2 separate regions of the Homo sapiens genome follow, and region 2 is linked to region 1. A link is a loop called in an ENCODE intact Hi-C map of the cell type or tissue named here. Cell type or tissue: endothelial cell of umbilical vein. All regions are shown on one strand.

The links. Hi-C counts contacts between places; a loop is a spot of excess contacts. Peaks named below come from ENCODE experiments on the same cell type or tissue, not always from the same donor. Only the 100,000 strongest peaks of a DNase experiment are listed, where the experiment ranks them.
Region 2: a loop joins it to region 1, with 14 times the contacts of the local background. A loop is called at or near these places in 9 of 110 quality-filtered maps.

The regions. Positions count from the first base shown.
Region 1 is chr14:73,630,380-73,638,379 of GRCh38, forward strand. It overlaps a transcript of HEATR4 not described here and the pseudogene NDUFB8P1. Among named protein-coding and RNA genes, the nearest start is that of DNAL1, 11 kb to the right of the region's middle. RefSeq lists an enhancer at 2,949-2,998. In endothelial cell of umbilical vein, CTCF peaks have their summits at 3,260 (motif pointing left) and 4,036; a DNase peak (open chromatin) is centred at 3,222; H3K4me3 peaks cover 868 bases.
Region 2 is chr14:73,170,213-73,178,212 of GRCh38, forward strand. It overlaps PSEN1 (presenilin 1), which reads left to right. Exons shown (of 12, transcript NM_000021.4): 4 at 585-835; 5 at 3,354-3,495. Among named protein-coding and RNA genes, the nearest start is that of PSEN1, 38 kb to the left of the region's middle. RefSeq lists enhancers at 1-41, 314-892. In endothelial cell of umbilical vein, a CTCF peak has its summit at 3,108 (motif pointing right); a DNase peak (open chromatin) is centred at 3,109.

The DNA of each region.
Region 1 (8,000 bases):
CTGCTGGCCTGCCTGTTGCAACGTTCTCGCAACGTATTTTCCTACTTTCTCTAATAAATCTGCCTTTCTTTACCTACAACTGTCTTGGTAAATTCTTTTACCCCATGCCACCATAGTGGTTCGCTCCCCCAATAAAATGCTACTAAGCTGAGTGGGGAAACCCAGCAAGGCCTGTCTGTCTAGATTCTTCTTGGCTTCTCTGAGCTTCATTCCTTCCTTCTGGGTGTGGGGCATGCCGGTCCCTCTTTAGAATGGGAATCACGACTTACAGTCAAATAAGGTAGATCAGATCATTTGTTTACAGCCAATTTTTACACAGAAAGGCAGAGGGAAAATTACAGTAATATTTTGAGGTTTTATCACTGGCTTTAGGGAAAAGGAGTTCTGGTTTCTATGATCTGCCTGGAAGAAAAGGGATTCTAGTTTTTATGGCTAGCCTCAGGGAAGAATGGGACTCAGAGCAGGGTGGCAGGAGAAGGGCAAAGAAAAACTTTCCCTTCTGAGGCCTTCATTTTGGGGTATTGTTCTCTGAGCCCCAACAATATTTATGGCGAAAGGACCAAAGACAGGACTTTAACAAGTCCTTGCTTTTCAGAGAAAAGTACCTTGCAGGTACTTACTTTTCAAAGAAAACAGGGTTGTTGGATGGCTCTAAACCAGAAACTCTTGGTCCAATGGCCATGTGTTTTCAGTGGCAAATACATTCTATCCAGAAATATGACACATGACAATTATTTATAGATAAATGGGATAAGATTTGAAAATGGGATTGTTTCTCCCCAAATTTAGGATTTATATACATACCCCTCTTCCTTGACAAGCAGTTTAATAAAATATGTTCACCTGGGTTAATTCACCTCATTTTACACATGCGTTTTAATTAAGATAGAATAGTAGAAAACAATTTTTTTTTTAATTTTTAGAGACCAGGTCTTGCTCTGTCACCCAGGCTGGGGTGCAGTGGTGCAATCCATAGCTCACTGCAACCTCTAACTCCTGGGCTCAAGTGGTCCTCCCACTTCAGCCTCCTGAGTAGCTAGGACAACAGGCATGAGCCACCATGGCCAGCTATTTGAAAAAATGTAGTAGGTGAAGGTAGTGGCGGCCAGGGCTGGGGTCCTGGGAGTCTAGTGGCCGCAAAGGGCATCCCAGAATGTGATGCCACTGGGTGCACAGACAGCCTCCCACATTACCAAGGGCATGCTCCCGGGGCCCTAACCTAAGACCCCAGAAGAACGGGTCGCTGCCACCAAGAAGTATAAATATGTGTGTGGAAGACTACGAGCCTTATTCGAATGACGGCATGGGGTATGGGGACTACCTGAAGCTCCCTGACCACTTATAGCAGAAGAGGGATCTGTGGTATAACTGAGACCACCTGGCCTGAGGTTGAACTGGGGATACACTGGCACCTAGACATGCATATCAGGAACCATGTAGCTATGTCCCCCACACCTGTTTCTTGGAATATCATGTGTATACAGCTCTTCGGCTCTGTGGCTTTCATGATGTTCATGTTCTGGGTGGGGGTGATTTACCCTGTCTACCAGCCCGTGGGACCAAAACAGTGTCCTTGCAATAATCTGTACCTGGAACAAGGTGGCGATCTCTCCAAAGAACCTGAGCCAGTGGTTGACTATGGATACCAGGAGGCTTTGTGGGCTTTTGCGCCCTCTAACTAAGACTCCCTCATTCCTATAAATTTAACCTTAATGAAATCCCTAATAAAACTCAGTGCTGTGGTGGTTTAAAAAAAAAAAAAGAAAAGGAAATTTGTAGAGATGGGGGTCTCGTTATGTTGCCCAGGGTGGTCTTGAACTCCTGGCCTCAAAGTGATCCTTCTGCCTCTGTCTCCCAAAATGCTGGGATTACAGGCATGAGCCACCATGCCTAGCCGGAAAACAAATTTTAAATTACATATATCAATACTTTCTTCACTGTGAAAGATTCAAGTAATACAGATAAAATAAAAGGTCCTCTTAACTCATTACCCAATCTCAGTCTTCTCCCAAGGGTAGTTACTATTACCAGTTTGAAGTGTTTCCTTCCAGAACCATTCCAGAACCATTTTGTATATATATACAAAATACAATATTCATATGTATGAATGAAAAACTATGGTTTTATTTTGTGGGTTCAAGGCCTTTTCTCTCTCTTAAAAAAACAGAAATGTAATATACTTGGCTGGGGGCAGTGGCTCATGCCTGTAATCCCAGCACTTTGGGAGGCCAAGGCAGGGGGATCACCTGAGGTCAGGAGTTCAAGACCAGCCTGGCCAACATGGTGAAACCCCATCTCTACTAAAAATACAAAAATTAGCCAGATGCAGTGGTTTGCGCCTATAATCCCAGCTACTAGGGAGGCTGAGGTAGGAGAATCACTTGAACCCGGGAAGTGGAGGTTGCAGTGAGCCAAGATCACGCCATTGCACTCCAGCCTGGGTGACAGAGTGAGACCCTGTCTCAAAAAAAAAAAAAAAAGAAGAAGAAGAAATGTAATATACTTGTAAGCTTTTCTTCTGCATACAAAAAATATACATTGTTAACACTTGTTCCAGTCCACAGGACAATAGAACTTATTTCCTTAGGGTATATATCTGTAATTCAGCTTTCTCTCTCTCTCTCTCTCTTTTTTTTTTTTTTTGAGATGGGGTCTCATTCTGTCCCCCAAGCTGGAGTGCAATGGCACAATATCGGCTCACTGCAGCCTCCGCCTCCCGGTTTCATGCGATTCTCTCGCCTCAGCCTCCCGAGTAGCTGGGATTACAGGTGCCTGCCACCACGCCTGGCTAATTTTTGAATTTTTAGTAGAGATTTGGTTTCACCATTCTGGCCAGGCTGGTCTCGAACTCCTGACCTCACGTGATCCATCCGCTTCGGCCTCCTAAAGTGCTGGGATTACAGGCGTGAGCCACTGCGGGCTGTCCTGTAGTTCCACTTTCTGAATGAAAAAGCAAAATTTATGCTCCCTCCTGAGCTCATCCCCTATGTCCCCGCTGGGCTCGTTTTAGGTCTTTGCTGGCATTCAAGTTGGGGAAGTGTCTCTCCACCAGTTTCTATTATCAATCCCTACTATTTTATAGTTCAATTCAGTATCTCATCGGAAACGTTTAAACTTTAACTTTGATAGTCTTTCTTAATCCAGGACAAAGATTACTTAAAACGGAGGAAAGGAATTTGTTAGGACCCTAGCACACTTGGCCTCCTTCAATCAGGCTTAGGGAATATTGACCCCTGGTGGCCAGTGAGGAAATTCAGAGGCGGCCAGAGGCCGGCACTTACCGTTAAAAATGCTTAACTTTATTCGCCACACGTCCGGGGTAAACTCGCGAGGGGATCCTACCTCTTCCAGATGGTTCCACACGGGACCTCTAGGAGCTCAAAGGACCCTGGGCCCTCCGAAGTCGTCTCTTCTTGCAGCCCGTTGCTAAGTGGCGCCGCAGGGACCAGCCCAGGTCCCATCACGTGGCCCTGCAGGGTTTTGCCCCACAGGGCCACGACCTGCCAGGCCGGGCCCCCCTCCTCCCTCCTCTTCAGCGCGGAACCTCGGCCGCCAGTGCCAGGCCGCCTCGACCTTGGCGGAGGTCAAAGCCGCGACAGTCCCGGACCATGTGGCCGGCGGTCCGGGCAGCGCTCCGAGCCTCTGGGGTCCCCCTCCAGGCCTGGAGGCCGATATCCACATCGTCCTTTTTCTCCCAAAAGGCCGCGACCCTGACCGTCACGCCCAAGACTGGGCTGGCCGACAAGTGCCTGGATATGAAAGCAGAAGGCTTGGGCTCGGGGGAGCCGGTGACCCTGCAGGTGTCGGGCGTCAGCCACCGAGGCCGCCTCTTCCACTCCCTTGCCCACTACGAGGTGGACAGCGGCGGGGGGCTGGACCTGGCCGGGGACCTGGCTCTAGGAGGCGACTTCACGGGCGTGGGGCCCATGGGGCTCCTGTGGAGCCTCATGCCGGCCGCTTCGAAGGATCCACGCCTCAGTCGAATGCGGAGGGCCGCCTTGAAAAACCCCCTCATAGTGGAGGTGACCATCCACCTAACGCCGCTGCAGCAGGCGGCGCCGCTGAGTCCGGCGCTGGCCTCGGCCCAGGTGCAGCGCTGGTTCTCCATCCCCGAGCTGCGCCGCGCGCCTGCGAGCCGGCCGCCTGCGGGGGGTCTTCCTGCTGCCATCAGGTGCGGGGGCCCTTTTCCGCAGAGTGCCTGACAGCAGAGTGAGGGAATCGACTGGCTTGCTTTGCTAGCTGGTTTGTCATCTGAAAACAAAGCGAGCTCCTTAATCCCTTTATTTTGTCTCCTAGACTTCAAGTGGAACATTCATTCCCCTAGATGGTGGCTAGGATCCAAATTTCATCTGCTTATGCACCTTTCTTCTGCCAGCTGCTCACCCGCCAGAGTCCTAGTGCTGCATACGCTATTCCTTAGGAGCATAGACCCTGCGTGTTTGCTATATTAAGCATAAGATTGCTGCAAAGTTTCTAGCATTAAATGCTTTTGTTTGCTTACAGCAGTCTCAACCTCCTGAGCCCAAGCGATCCTCCCACCTCAGCCTTCAGAGTAGAGTAGCTGGGACAGCAGCCATGTGCCACCCAGGTAAATTTTTTTTTTATTTTTTGTAGAGACAGGGTTTCCCTACGTTGCCCAGCCTGGTCTTGAACTCGTGGGCTCCAGCGATCCTCCCACCTTGGCCTCCCCAAGTGTTGGGATTACAGGTGTGAACCACCACACCCAGCCATCTTTCTTTTTTAAATTCTTATTTTTTTAGAGACTAGGTCTTGCTCTGTCACCCAGGCTGGAGTGCAATGGCATCATGATAGCTTATTGCAGCCTCGACCTTCTGGGCTCAAGTGATCCTTCCACCTCATCTTCTCAAAGTGCTGGGATTACAGGCGTACATGGCCTCATTTTAACCTTTTTGTTTTTTTAGAGATAGGGTCTTGCTATGCTGCCCAGACTGGTCTTGAACTCCTGGCCTTAAGCAGTCCTCCCACCTCAACTTCTCAAAGTACTGGGATTACAGACACACACAACTGAGCCTGGCTTTATTATTATTATTATTATTATTATTATTATTATTATTATTATTATTATTTGAGACAGGGTCTCACTCTGTCACCCTGGCTGGAGTGCAGTGGCACTGTCACGGCTCACTGCAACCTCCCTTCCAGGGCTGAAGCGATTCTCCCACCTCAGCCTCCCAAGTAGCTGGAACTACAGGATCTCACCACTCTGCCCAGCCACTTTTACTTTAATTGGAATAACAAAGGAATATATCTGAAAAATACCAGGAAACAATTGGCCGATAAATTCTTCTCTTGGAATAGTGAAGGAATAAAACATCCCCAACAGGACTGTTGAAAGAGAAATAATAGACCAACGTTGGGAGGATATTAGTTTGACATTTTACTATCTCTTCACACATGTAGTTCATTTTATAGTACACCTTCATTAGACCTTTAAAACAGTTTAATCCCTGTCAAATTATGGATTCTGGTGACTCTGACTATATCTTAAATTTATTGAGAAATCAAAGGGCCCTTTAAATTTGGATGTCTGGGTTTGTTTTTGTTTTTTGATTCTTTGTTTGTTTTTTGAGACGTAGTCTCACTCTGTTGCCCAGGCTAGAGTGCAGTGGTGAGATCTCAGCTCACTGCAACCTCCGTCACCCAAGTTGAAGCGGTTCTCCCACCTCAGCCTCCCGACTAGCTGGGATCACAGGCATGCACCACCACAACCAGCTAGTTTTTTGTATTTTTAGTAGAGATGGGTTTTTGGGGTTTCACCATGATGACCAGGCTGGTCTCGAACTCCCGACCTCAAATGATCTGCTCACCTCGGCCTCCCAAAGTGCTGGGATTACAGGCATGAGCCACTGTACCTGGCTTTAAAAATCTCATGCTAAAAACCAGACATCCAGCCGGATGCAGTGGCTCACGCCTGTAATCTCAGCACTTTGAGAGGCCGAGGCGGGCAGATCACCTGAGGTCAGCAGTTTGAGACCAGCCTGGCCAACGTGTAGTGAAACCCCGTCTCTACTAAAAAATACAAAAATTAGCTGGGCATGGTGGCACACACCTGTAGTCCCAGCTACTTGGGAAGCTGAGGCAGGAGAATCGCTTGAACCTGGCAGGTGGAGGTTGTAGTGAGCTGAGATCGCACCACTGTACCTTAGCCTGGGCAACAGATCAAGACTCCGTCTCTCAAACAAACAAACGAACAAACAAAAGCAGACATCCGGCCAGCACGGTGGCTTACCCCTGTAATCCCAGCACTTTCGGAGGCTGAGGTGGGTGGATCGCCTGAGGTCAGGAGTTCAAGACCAGCCTGGCCAACATGGCAGAAACCTTGTCTCTACAAAAATTAGCAGGGTGCAGTGGGGCACAAGAATTGCTTGAGCCCGGGAGGTGTGGAGGTTGCAGTGAGTCCAGACTATGCCACTGCATTCCAGCCTGGGCTATGGGAGTGAAACCCTGTCTAAAAAAAGAAAAAAAAAAGGAGATTTTTATTCTTACATAACTCAAAGCTTGCAGAACTATTTGCTTAGACTTATCAGGACTTGTACTTCAAACCAAAACACTTCCCATATATTTGGTGCGATTTTTCTTTTTCTTTTTTTCCATTTACCAGTGATTAACTCACAGGGAAAAAAATATAAAAATATTTTTACATTTATAGAATCAAAATAGCTCAAATAAATGTCTATTTCAACCACAATAATAAATCCATTTCCACAAAACAGATGTTTTCTTTTCAAAGCAAGTAGGTAGTTTTTTTAAAAAAAGATAAATTATACAATCTAATTTTCATTTAGAAAATGTTGGCTAGGTAAATGTTCTGTCATCTAACCCAAGATTCATTCCCTTTCCTGGGTTATAGATGATGGTCCTTTTGCTGGTCTCATTGATATATTTGGTGATGGAGGATTAAGTGAATCTTGAGCAAGTCTCCTGGCTTGTTGAGGTTTTGCTACTCTGCTTTGCCATTTTTTGGCTATGAAGATCTACCTCCAGCCATGAAAGACTTAAACTTAGATTACTTTGAAGAGGCAGTTAAATTTGTGCAAAGTCACCCAAAGGTGAGTGGTATGAGAGAAATGAATGAATTACTCCAGAAGAGAGTGAATAAAGGAAGTGTTACTAATGGGTTGGAAAATACCTGCAACAAATACCTGTTGAATTAATAAATAAATACTAGAGCTGTCTGATAACTCTAAAAAACTCATAAAAGACTTTCTGGCCAGGCACAGTGGCTCACGCCTGTAATCCCAGCACTTTGGGAGGCTGAGGTGGGCGGATCATCTGAAGTTGGAAGTTCAAGATCAGCCTGATTAACATGGAGAAACCCCATCTCTACTAAAAATACAAAATTAGCCGGCTTGGTGGAGCATGCCTGTAATCCCAGCTATTTGGGAGGCTGAGGCAGGAAAATTGCTTGAACCTGGGAGGCAGACGTTGCAGTGAGCCCAGATTGCACCATTGCACTCCAGCCTGGGCAACAAGAGCGAAACTCTGTCTCAAAAGAAAAAAAAAAAAAAAAAGGACTTTCCTTTATTGAGGACTTTGGTGATCCCATTAACAATTATGCTTCATTTTTCCTTTGTCTCTTTCCGTGTTTGCCTTCTTTTTCTTCAGTCTGCAGGTCAAAGGTCCAAACATTGCAGTGATTGGCTCAGGCAAAGGGTCAGAGTTGGCATTTTCCATGGCTAGCTTTCTCCCAAATATAGCTGTGGTCGTGACCATCAGTGGCTGCATCTCAAACACAACTACGCCCTACCTGTGGTAGCTTGATCCTGCTAGGACTGCCTTTTAACCTAGACAGAATCTCTGCCACTGATTGAGGAGTATACGGTTAAAGAAGCACTGGAAGACCCCTTGGACAAGCCTATCAAAAAAGCTGTATCCCTCTTAAAAAAGCCAGTGCTGGCTGGGCGCAGTGGCTCACGTCTGTAATCCCAGCACTTTGGGAGGCCGAGGCGGGTGGATTACCTGAGGTCAGGAGTTCGAGA
Region 2 (8,000 bases), 460 kb before region 1:
AACCAGTTTTATCAGCAAGATCTTTATGAGCTGTATCTTGTGCTGACTTCCTATCTCATCCCGTAACTAAGAGTACCTAACCTCCTGCAAATGCAGCCCAGTAGGTCTTGGCCTTATTTTACCCAGCCCCTATTCAAGATAGAGTTGCTCTGGTCCAAACGCCTCTGACACAAGGATTTTAAAGTCTTATTAATTAAGGTAAGATAGTTCCTTGCATATGTGGTCTGAAATCACAGAAAGCTGAATTTGAAAAAGGTGCTTGGAGCTGCAGCCAGTAAACAAGTTTTCATGCAGGTGTCAGTATTTAAGGTACATCTCAAAGGATAAGTACAATTGTGTATGTTGGGATGAACAGAGAGAATGGAGCAAGCCAAGACCCAGGTAAAAGAGAGGACCTGAATGCCTTCAGTGAACAATGATAGATAATCTAGACTTTTAAACTGCATACTTCCTGTACATTGTTTTTTCTTGCTTCAGGTTTTTAGAACTCATAGTGACGGGTCTGTTGTTAATCCCAGGTCTAACCGTTACCTTGATTCTGCTGAGAATCTGATTTACTGAAAATGTTTTTCTTGTGCTTATAGAATGACAATAGAGAACGGCAGGAGCACAACGACAGACGGAGCCTTGGCCACCCTGAGCCATTATCTAATGGACGACCCCAGGGTAACTCCCGGCAGGTGGTGGAGCAAGATGAGGAAGAAGATGAGGAGCTGACATTGAAATATGGCGCCAAGCATGTGATCATGCTCTTTGTCCCTGTGACTCTCTGCATGGTGGTGGTCGTGGCTACCATTAAGTCAGTCAGCTTTTATACCCGGAAGGATGGGCAGCTGTACGTATGAGTTTTGTTTTATTATTCTCAAAGCCAGTGTGGCTTTTCTTTACAGCATGTCATCATCACCTTGAAGGCCTCTGCATTGAAGGGGCATGACTTAGCTGGAGAGCCCATCCTCTGTGATGGTCAGGAGCAGTTGAGAGAGCGAGGGGTTATTACTTCATGTTTTAAGTGGAGAAAAGGAACACTGCAGAAGTATGTTTCCTGTATGGTATTACTGGATAGGGCTGAAGTTATGCTGAATTGAACACATAAATTCTTTTCCACCTCAGGGCCATTGGGCGCCCATTGCTCTTCTGCCTAGAATATTCTTTCCTTTTCTAACTTTGGTGGATTAAATTCCTGTCATCCCCCTCCTCTTGGTGTTATATATAAAGTTTTGGTGCCGCAAAAGAAGTAGCACTCGAATATAAAATTTTCCTTTTAATTCTCAGCAAGGCAAGTTACTTCTATATAGAAGGGTGCACCCTTACAGATGGAACAATGGCAAGCGCACATTTGGACAAGGGAGGGGAAAGGGTTCTTATCCCTGACACACGTGGTCCCTGCTGCTGTGTTCTTCCCCTACTGACTAGGGTTAGACTGCACAGGCTAAACTAATTCCAATTGGCTAATTTAAAGAGAATGATGGGGTGAGTGCTTTGGCAGGAGTCAGGGAAGAGCAGGTAGCAGGTAACTGGAATGAGGGTGGAGCAGGTAATGGAAAAACATTGCTTTACGAGGAAGTTAAGTTTAAAAGTAGAAGGCAAAGAATTGAACATACTGGCGTATTAATTCTTTGAAATTTAGAACTCACATCTAACATTGGCTTAAATGTTAAATCCTCAAAGATAACATTCCTGTTTCTCCTAACACGATTAAGTCCTTCTTGGTATCTTTTCTCATAGCAACTTGTCCTTTCTCACTTGTCACAATTTGCAAATATATATTTATTTACATTGTTTATTTAATGCCTAATTTCCTTCTTTATTGCAAGGCCTGTGAGGGTACTGAGTCTCCAGGGTGAGGTGTATAATAAATGGCCAAACGAATTGTTAATTGAAAGGATGAACAACTAATTCAAGCCAGCACTCTCTAGACTCCTGGGGGGCTATCATGTGGGTTCCCTGGTGCTGCTGATGTCAGCCCTTGGCCTCCAAGAAAAATGCTTGATTCAAATGTCATCTAGTTCCATCTCTACGACTCTCATGGGGTCCAAAGAAGAGTTTTAATTGAGTTTTAGAATTTGAAGTTGTGAAGTGTCTGAAAAACTACATGGTGTTCTGAAAGCCAAACTTTTAGCCTTTTGGGAGAGCATCTAAGACAGCAGGTGAAGGGCAGGGGTTAGAACTAGAGGGATTGAAGAATATTATCCATATAGGTTAGGGTTAGGTTTGGCAACGTATTATAGAACAAACATTGGCAAGCTACAGCCACAGGCCAGATCTGTCTGCTACCTTTCCACAAAGGTGTAATAACAAAGTTATTCACAAATTTGTGAATAAACTTTCATTGGAAAGTGACCACGCTCCTTGGTTTATACATTGTCTGTGGCTGCTTTCACACTACAGTAGCACAGTTGAGTGTTTGCACTGGAGACCATATGACCCATAGAGCTTAAAATATTCAGTCTGGCTTTTTACAGAGATGTTTCTGACTTTGTTAATAGAAAATCAAAACAACTGGTTTAAATAATGCACATACTTTCTCTCTCATAGAGTAGTGCAGAGGTAGGCAGTCCAGATTAGTACGGTGGCTTCACGTTCATCAAGGACTCAATCTCCTTCTTTCTTCTTTAGCTTCTAACCTCTAGCTTACTTCAGGGTCCAGGCTGGAGCCCTAGCCTTCATTCTGACAGTAGGAAGGAGTAGGGGAGAAAAGAACATAGGACATGTCAGCAGAATTCTCTCCTTAGAAGTTCCATACACAACACATCTCCCTAGAAGTCATTGCCCTTACTTGTTCTCATAGCCATCCTAAATATAAGGGAGTCAGAAGTAAAGTCTTTTTGGCTGGGAATATTGGCACCTGGAATAAAAATGTTTTTCTGTGAATGAGAAACAAGGGGAAGATGGATATGTGACATTATCTTAAGACAACTCCAGTTGCAATTACTCTGCAGATGAGAGGCACTAATTATAAGCCATATTACCTTTCTTCTGACAACCACTTGTCAGCCCACGTGGTTTCTGTGGCAGAATCTGGTTCTATAACAAGTTCCTAATAAGCTGTAGCCAAAAAAATTTGATGAGGTATTATAATTATTTCAATATAAAGCACCCACTAGATGGAGCCAGTGTCTGCTTCACATGTTAAGTCCTTCTTTCCATATGTTAGACATTTTCTTTGAAGCAATTTTAGAGTGTAGCTGTTTTTCTCAGGTTAAAAATTCTTAGCTAGATTGGTGAGTTGGGGAAAAGTGACTTATAAGATACGAATTGAATTAAGAAAAAGAAAATTCTGTGTTGGAGGTGGTAATGTGGTTGGTGATCTCCATTAACACTGACCTAGGGCTTTTGTGTTTGTTTTATTGTAGAATCTATACCCCATTCACAGAAGATACCGAGACTGTGGGCCAGAGAGCCCTGCACTCAATTCTGAATGCTGCCATCATGATCAGTGTCATTGTTGTCATGACTATCCTCCTGGTGGTTCTGTATAAATACAGGTGCTATAAGGTGAGCATGAGACACAGATCTTTGCTTTCCACCCTGTTCTTCTTATGGTTGGGTATTCTTGTCACAGTAACTTAACTGATCTAGGAAAGAAAAAATGTTTTGTCTTCTAGAGATAAGTTAATTTTTAGTTTTCTTCCTCCTCACTGTGGAACATTCAAAAAATACAAAAAGGAAGCCAGGTGCATGTGTAATGCCAGGCTCAGAGGCTGAGGCAGGAGGATCACTTGGGCCCAGGAGTTCACAAGCAGCTTGGGCAACGTAGCAAGACCCTGCCTCTATTAAAGAAAACAAAAAACAAATATTGGAAGTATTTTATATGCATGGAATCTATATGTCATGAAAAAATTAGTGTAAAATATATATATTATGATTAGTTATCAAGATTTAGTGATAATTTATGTTATTTTGGATTTCAATGCCTTTTTAGGCCATTGTCTCAAAAAATAAAAGCAGAAAACAAAAAAAGTTGTAACTGAAAAATAAACATTTCCATATAATAGCACAATCTAAGTGGGTTTTTGTTTGTTTGTTTGTTTGTTGAAGCAGGGCCTTGCCCTGTCACCCAGGCTGGAGTGAAGTGCAGTGGCACGATTTTGGCTCACTGCAGACTCAACCCACCAGTTTCAAGCGATTCTCCTGCCTCTGCCTCCCAAATAGCTGGGATTACAGGTGTGTGCCACCACACTCGGCTAATTTTTGTATTTTTAGTAGAGACAGGGTTTCACCATGTTGACCACACTGGTCTCGAACTCCTGGCCTCAAGTGATCTGCCCACCTTGGTCTCCCAAAGTGCTGGGATTACAGGCATGAGCCACTGCGCCCGGCCCTAAGTGGTTTTAATATTTTGATTGACAGTATACTGAAGAAATATACTCTAAGACCTTTATGAATCTCCTCATTCACAAATAACACTGTAGGATATAATGGTCCCTATAAAATACGGTATAACTAAAATCAGATTTTTATATTGGAGTACAGAACAATAAAGCCATCTTCAGATGCTGGTATTAAACTCACTGGTGACTGGTCACACCTTGCCTAAACTGGTAGCCACCATGCATCCTCTCACCATCTCCACTGTACTACTTCCTTCCTTGGGAAGTCGGGCGCTGGGAGGTTGTACAGGAAAGATACAGACCCACCCTTCTCAGCCTCTCCTCCCCTAGCTCGCTCTTTTGCCAAAGTGACCTACTGCTGAGTTTCAAAGTGACCTACTGCTGAGTTTCAGCCAACTAGCACGTTTCAGATTCATACCTTAGAAAAAATTACACATTATCACAAGTCATGCACCTTTTAAGGTCATTTTCAAATAATAGAAATTATAAGTGTTCGGCCAGGCATGGTGGCTCATGCCTGTAATCCCAGCACTTTGGGAGGCCAAGGCAGGAGGATTGCTTGAGGTCAGGAGTTTTTTTTGTTTTTTTGTTTTTTTCCCCGAGACGAAGTCTCGCTCTTGTCCCGCAGGCTGGAGTGTGACAGCGCGATCTTGGCTCACTGCAAGCTGTGCCTCCTGGGTTCAAGCGATTCTTCTGCCTCAGCCCCCCGAGTAGCTGGGATTACAGGCGCCTGCCACCACACCCGGCTAATTTTTGTATTTTTAGTAGAGACTGGGTTTTACCGTGTTGGCCAGGCTGGTCTAGAACTCCTGACCTCAGGTGATCCACCCACCTCGGCCTCGCAAGGGCTGGGATTACAGGCGTGAGCCACCATACCTGGCCGAGGTCAGGGGTTTGAGACCAGCCTGAGCAACATAGTAAGACCTATCTCTACCAAAAAAAAAAAAAATTAACTTTCCAAATGTAGGAGTCTACTCTGTTTCCTTCTAGTATTTATTTCTGTATACTTTTCTAACATGGTTAAAATGTGTAATCAATATGTGTCCTTTTACTTTGGTGTGAACATTTTTTCTATTATAAATTCTTAGAAAATATTTCTATGGCTATGAGATATTTGATTCAAGTGCCTTGTAATTTACTTCTCAAATGTCCCTGATGTTGGACATTTGTTTCTAGTGTTTCACTATTTTAAAAAACAGTAATATCTGTCTTTATGCTTAGAGCTTTTTCAGTTTTTCAAATTATTTCCTTAGGGTAAAATCCTAGAAGTAGAATTTTTGGGGCAAATTATCTACATATTTATAACTGTCTTGGTATTCAAAATCTCGTTTTCAAAAAGCTTATATCAATTTGTACTTAACACCAGTAGTGAATGAGAGTATCTGTCGTACCCCACCAGTGCTGAATTTCTTTTTTAAAACTGTGCTGGTTTTTATAGGTAAAGAAAATGTCTTAATTTGCATTTAGTTGGTTACTAGTAATATCACATACCTTTTCAATGCTTGTGAACTTTAAGCTTATACAGAGTTTAACCTTGCATGTTGAACATTTGAGTGAGTGGAAGTGTTAAGTGATGGCCATCTGTATAATCTATTAGTAATGTATGGAGACCATTAAAGATGACAGGTATGTGTGATGATGACAGGTTGTTACCAACACTCAGAAGGCCAAAAAGCAAGTGATATAAACCCATGCTGGGAAGCATTCACCTCCCCCACTTTAAAAATGCTAGTTTCTTAATTCCTTTTCTTTATCCCTTTTTTTGTCTGCACGTGTTTACTTGCCTTTAGTTTCCCTGCTTTAGTAGGCTGACCTTGTGACTTTTACCAGGATCCCATTATACTTTTGTTCTTCTGTTTATTTCTCAGATTTTATTGGAGGGTGGAATTCTACTTTTTCTTTCTTATAATCTAGAATTTACATTCAGATTTCCTGCCTTTCCCTTACAAAATACCTGTGTAGTTGGATAGGTGGAGCTCTGGACTCAGAGTTCTTTCTTCTAGTAATCTTAGGAAATTATTTAATTTTTCTGTGTTTTCATATTTTCACACATAAAAGAGAAAACACCATTTCTAAACTACCTCTTCTTTTCTCTGCTTTTAAGCATGTAAAGGTTTTCCCAATCTTGGGCAGTGACATGTACAGGACAGTATAGCTTTACATCTGCCTTGTTTTAATTAAACACTAGTTCTTTGAGGTAACCCCTACTATTATCCCAGTTTTATGGATGAGGCACTGAGGCAGGGGTCACACAGCTAGTGTGGGTCAGAACCTAATGGGTCAGAATGGACATTTGAGTCCAGAGTTTGGCCTGGATTGACACACATAGCTATTACGTAAGATTCCTCTCAAATTCAGTCCTCAGCTCCCTGAAGTGTGGGTTCTCTTTTCATGCCTCCATGGAAACTGCGTATCATGTGGTTACCAGTTTTTCCTTTGGTCGTATCTGCTGACCTTTTTGAACCTAATTTTTTCTGGACCTTATTGCCATTTGACTTATTTATTGCCTCCCACTTGACACTGATTCTGGCTTTTGCTTTTCTTCCTACTTTGGTCCTTTTTGCAGTTTTCTAAAGCTAACCAGCCATGACTCTCAGATGATGGACTTTTTCGTCTCTCCCATTACTTCTTGGGAAATTATATTTTAATCTCATGGTTTAAATTTTCATCCTTAAATATAACTTTTAATGTAGTATTTTTAGCCCAGAAGGGCCCATGGTTGGTTTGTTTTCTCCTTTGCATATCTCTTCTACTCAGATACCTGGTAGCATATAAATCAAATGAATTATCCTTCATACCATTTCATTATCATCAGTAGGACTGCTTTGCTGGGGTTTTTTTGTGTGTGTGTTTTTGTTTTTGTTTTTGTTTTTGTTTTGAGATAAAGTCTTGCTTTGTCACCTAGGCAAGAGTGCTAGGATTACAGGCGTGAGCCGCTATGCCAGGACAGCCGTTTTCTTCTAGTATTATTTGCCCTCTGTCTGAACATCTTCCTTTAGTAATGCTTTTAGAGCAAGGCAGCTGGCCTCAATTTGTTTTAATTTTTCTTCCCCTTAGGATGTTTTAATTTTACCTTTATTACTGAAGGATATTGTTACTGGGCAGAAAATTGTCTTGATATTCCCCTTTTCAGCATTTAAAAAATGCTCTTCTGCTTTCTTTCAGCCTCCATGGTTTCTCATAAAAATCAGTCATTCGAATCACTGTTCTTCTAAAAGTAATACATTGTTTTGTTCTGGTCACTTTCAAAATTTTCTTTTTCTTTTCAGCAGTTTAATTATGGGACTGTGTGAGGATTTCTTTGTTCATTCTGTTTGGAGTTCACTGAGCTTTTTGAATCTCTAGGTTTATGTCTTTTACCAAATTTGGAAAATTTTTCAACCATTATTTCTTCAAAATTTTTCTGTACCACATTCTTTACTCTTTTTTTTTTTGAAACAGAGTGGCGCACTGCAACCTCTGCCTTCCCGGTTCAAGTGATTCTCCTGCCTCAGCCTCCCAAAGTGCTGGGATTACGGGTGCCTGCCACCATGCCTGGCTGATTTTGTTAATTTTTAGTAGAGACGGGGTTTTACCACATTGACCAGGCTGGTCTTGAACTCCTGGCCTTAAGTATTCCGCCTGCCTGGGCCTCCCAAAGTGCTGGGTTACAGGTGTGAGCCACCACAC